Regions from separate parts of the Homo sapiens genome. Here region 2 is linked to region 1. A link is a loop called in an ENCODE intact Hi-C map of the cell type or tissue named here. Cell type or tissue: CD4-positive, alpha-beta T cell. All regions are shown on one strand.

Region 1 (2,500 bases):
CAGTATGATAGCCAGTATGTTCATTCATCCTCAAGCTTTAGTTGGTAGTGAATGGCAGCCAGCTTTCCTGGTACCTCAGTTATGTGAAAGGACATGCCTTAAATAGAGAACATGGGCAATCAAATCAAATGAATAAGTTGGCATTGTGGTTAATGCATTTATAAGTAGTTCACATCCAGAGGTCATCAATGATAACCTTTTTTTGCAATGCAGCCTATCAATGAACTACAAAAAGATACTTACACACCGTGGCTTCATGATTAAAAGAGTCATACATATAAAATACTTAGAAGAGTGCCTGACATGTAGTAAATGCTAAAAAGTATGTCTTAGAATCTGTAAAATAGGTCACTTGCAGTTTAGCAGATGTTGATAATACAAGCATATTCTAACTATAGGCCACTTGAATCTCCTGAGGAGTTCCACAATTACCCCATTTACCTTGGTCTTTCTGGAAGAAAGTTGATCTAAGGTAACTAATTCTTTCTTCCCCAGGCCTGGCCCAAGTCAAGAACTACATTCCAAAGTGTTGCACTAGAAAAGGGCTAATAGTCAGAAATACAGAGTGTGATAGTAGGCTGGGGCATTAGCTTTGTGGTAGGGTAATAACTTCTCACTGGCAGAATCACCTACAATTCTTCTCCTCTGCCATCCCACTGAGCCATCAGTACCAGATTCTTGTGCGGTAATTGTAACTTCTAGCTCACTGCCTCCCACCATTCATCAAAGGCTGTATTAATAGAAAAATTGCACAAGATTGACTACCTAAAGCATATATGATGCTTTTGTAGATTGCTTTGAACTGAGTATTGGAACTACATTCCTAGTCACTGTGGAATTGCTCTTATATAGTACTGAGGATTTTCCCATTGGCTGACACTAGATGACAGTCTAATACGATGCGGGGAGGGGTCGCCATTGTTCACTTGCAGTGAGAAAGTCCCTGGGACTGTGCTCCACCACGCCCTCTAGAGGAGGGCCCAGGCAGTCTCTGCATTAAGAGCGGCTGTGCTTCTGGACAACTGCCTTGTTATACCATTTTACAAACCTATGGATCACCAAGTGATTTATAATTTTATTTCTGTCATTAAGAAGACTTTGCTTTTGTTCTCTCTGCAGCAATTCCTTCAGTTACCTCTTTTCAAAATTCTGTATTGTTATGTATTTTTAAAGTTACTTCATATTCCTTTTGGGACAAGACAAGGTAAAAATTATATAGAAGAAAATAAATAAATTAGGTATAAGTAATTTGAACACTGTGAGATACTGAGAGATATGATAGGCTCTTCCTAATGAATAAAGATGGTTCTTTCCTCCTTCCTCCCCTACCTTCTCTCTCTCATGCTGAGAATTAACCTCCAAAAGTATTTGCTGAGAGACTTGGTAAGTAAATTCAAAGGAATTGTTCTTAACAGTGGTGCTATGATAACAATTGTCATAATGAGGATGATGAAAAAGATCTAGGAAATAAACATCAAAGAACTTAATATTTATTTGTAAACTACATGACCACTACCTAGAAATCTCAGTCTAATAAGCAACTGCCAGCAGCCTTTAAAAATATATCTTACCTGCAAGCAACAGACACTTTCCTATGCCAGCCTGGTTGCCCACACTGGGTGCTGGCACTGACCAGGACATGTGATTTAATTCTGGCAGGAATCACAGGAATCCTGATGAAGTATAACTTGATTGGGAATTTCATTTATATTAAAATGACTGATTAAATGTTCTCTTCTGGAGGTCAGAAAATAATGTGACATAAATCATTTCTCAAGGGTTACTGCAGGAGAAGGAGAACTCACTCATTTGATTCTACCTATTATGTTATTTAGGGACCTTGTTGGGGGAGAAACATGCCTCAGGGATGCATGCTGCCTTAATCCTTGTGTGACTATGTCTCTGCCCCAACTTAGACATCTATGTTGCTTTACCCTTCTCACACACAGTGCTGTGGAGTACATTGAGGGCTGAATACATGCCAAGTGTGGGGAACAAAAAGATCAATGATACCTAGTCTCCTAGTCTCTTTCCCCAGGGAGCACAAAGTTATTTCGCTCCTATTGGTCTCCAGCTGAATTTTCTTTAGACTTTCACTTGAGGGTCTGAACCAACTTGACAGGTTATTGGGATAATGACCCCTTTACTATGGGACCTCACTCATTATGTAGAAGTCAGAGTTAAAGTCTTTTAGAGAACTATGTAGTTCCTAGATAAATTAAATCTACCCCTCTCTCTCCCACTTTACACTGTGGTTCAAGGTTAAGGCCCCTTCACATTCCATGACCTGATCTCTAAAAACCTTCACATAGTCCTCTCTTGATACTCCCTGCATACATTTTTTTTGTTTGTTTAACCAACATTTGAGAGTCTCTAAATTTCAGGCACTGTGCTTGGCACTGGGAATACTGCTCTCCTGGAGTTTAAGTTCATGAAGGAGATGGACATCAACCAGACGATCACATAAGCCAATTCAAATGCTAGAACATATTAAAGCAGG
Region 2 (2,500 bases), 870 kb before region 1:
CTCATTTGCTTTCACAACAACCCTACTGGATAAGAGCTTGTGCTTTGGAGTTAGCCACACCTGGGTTAAAGTCCTAGCCTTGACTCTTCCTCCTACCAGCTGGTGATCTTGGGCAAGTGGCTTATATTCTCTAATACCCAGTTTCCTCAACTTAAAAAAATAAAGGCCATAATAGTAATTCCCTCATAAAATCATTGTGAGGGTCAAATGAAACAATACATGTTTGGTATCTAAAAGTGCCTACCTCATAATAAGAACTTTGAAAATATTAGTCATATTCTTTTTTTCCTCGTGTTAAGATGGATCTAGGTTGGGTCTACAGTATATAGATAATGTGAGGTGGAGTGTACCTGTGGGCAAGTGGCAAAGAATGTGTAGCAGTGATTCTAGAGGTGATCTCCTAAATGTAACTTAAACTTTCCATTGGGCATCTGACCTCATGACCTCTAAGGTTCTCTTCTTGTTCTACTCTTAAATATCTCAAGGAGAGGAAATGACATGGGGACTTTGTAAGCTTTGCTAAATGTCGGAAAAAGCAATGACAAATACTAGAATGACTGATTTTAGACAAAACAAGTTCAGAATTATTTCAAACATGATAAAATCAAGAGATACAGAGCTTAAAGTCTTCAGTGGCTCAATACAACTGCATTGAAGAGATCAGTCTTCAAATTTACTTGCCAAATAGTCATACTACACTAACAATGAGAAATTCTAACTGTAGAAGAAATTGCTTTAAAGTGTGCTAATACCATATGAAAGTAAACTTAAAGAAAAATTTCATAAATGAATATAAGAAGATATGTTTTTATAAGAAGGGGATTTTTAAGAGGAAATAATAATAAAAGATGATTGTGAAAATGCTCTCAATTTTCTTGTTTCATGGTTGCTTTTTTTTTTTAAATAATGGGCATAAATGTAGATTTATGCCCTGTGTATTCTTGGCATTAATACTTTCCAGTTCCATTTTTGTGAAGGAAATTTTACATTGTGTGTGTGTGTGTGTGTGTGTGTGTGTGTGTGTGTTTACCCAGGGAGAAAATGGCTCTTCTTGTCTAAAGAGCAATATCAGGTGATATCCACAGAGAATAAGTTAAATCTACTATTGCATACTACATCCTTGTCTGTGATCTGTATTGTCTATGATCTGTATCTTTAGTGTTGTTTTTCAGGAAAGACATATGTAAATAAACTTTCATTTTACAGAAGGGACTGAGGGCCAGTCAGTTTTCACTGTACTCGTGAGAACAATCACAGGGTTTTCCTTAAAGTAACAATAGTCACTTTTACAAAAGAAGCTCTGATTTTAACATATGTTTGTGTGTGTCATACTTACTTAATTTTCTCCAGGTATTCCTAGTACTTCTGAGAATATCTGACTTATGGAGTGGTTTATTTACCACAGAGTTAAAGTAATACCTTTAATAGACATTACATAATACATTAAATGAATACTTTCTATATGAGGTGGAACTCCCCCACCCTAACCTCATGTCACCACATTTCTGATTTTGTGAGTGTATGTGAGCTAGTTTATGATGGGAAAGTATGCTACCTGGGTTTTCTGATGTCGTCCGTGTGATTTCCCAAGGTATGCAAGTCAATGTCCTCCCAAGATCCTTGAAGTATGGTTCCATGGCTGCTATTGCTGTGTGTGGATTTGCCCTGACTATGTACAAACCACTGCCTTATGGGATCCCTAAACTCTAATTTCAAGGGAAGATTTGAGAGACAGATTATTTCCCTTCCCTGGTGGCCATCATCTCTCCCCTCCTCTCTACCATTCCAGCCTTCTAAAGTAAGGCAGAACATACCATCTGGATGCCTTTTTGCTCCTGAGTGTAAAGACTTCATTCCTTCTGTAGCCTCCCCAGCATGCGTCTGAAGTTTTGGTTTGCTTGTTGTTTGTCTGTGATAGTATTTTCTGATAGAAGCTAAAATCCTGGTTGATGTCACAGAAAATTATTGGTTTATTATACCGTTAGTAATCATTTTAGTTTCTCAAAAAATCATTTGTTTAATTTCTATGTTAAACTCTGACACTTTCTTAGCTCAAGTTAAGGCAATCTGCATTCATTACAGTCATTCATTTATTTGAATGGTTGCAACCACTTTGAAGTTTCCATAAATTTGTAAGAATTTTTCAATGGAGACATAGTGAAACTCAGGTGAGATTTTCCTCATGATAATGGTTATAATCAAAACATATGGTATTTAAAAATAAGAAATAATGATATTTTATAAAATATTCATAATCATAACCCTCTTTTTTTTTAAATGGCTGATTGGTTTCAAAAATTACCTACTCTCTTCAGCTCAGCAACTACACTTGCTCAGCTGGGAGTTACGAGACTATACAGTTGTTTGTGGCTGGCACTCCTTTCTGATCAGCTGATCTGTGTAGCTGGATGGCCATGGAGTGTCACTTGTTAAATATTTTTAATATCCACCCCTGAGTGGACATAAATCAGGCCTTTTCAAACTGAATACTTGTAAAGTC

Evidence for each region. Hi-C counts contacts between places; a loop is a spot of excess contacts. Peaks named below come from ENCODE experiments on the same cell type or tissue, not always from the same donor. Only the 100,000 strongest peaks of a DNase experiment are listed, where the experiment ranks them.
Region 2: a loop joins it to region 1, with 7 times the contacts of the local background. A loop is called at or near these places in 1 of 110 quality-filtered maps.

The regions. Positions count from the first base shown.
Region 1 is chr3:111,620,189-111,622,688 of GRCh38, reverse strand. The region is part of intron 8 of CD96 (CD96 molecule); the gene reads right to left. Among named protein-coding and RNA genes, the nearest start is that of ZBED2, 26 kb to the right of the region's middle. In CD4-positive, alpha-beta T cell, a CTCF peak has its summit at 1,004 (motif pointing left); a DNase peak (open chromatin) is centred at 948.
Region 2 is chr3:112,489,131-112,491,630 of GRCh38, reverse strand. All of the region lies in intron 1 of BTLA (B and T lymphocyte associated), which reads left to right. Among named protein-coding and RNA genes, the nearest start is that of BTLA, 9.1 kb to the left of the region's middle. In CD4-positive, alpha-beta T cell, no CTCF peak of the experiment used is centred here; a DNase peak (open chromatin) is centred at 1,510.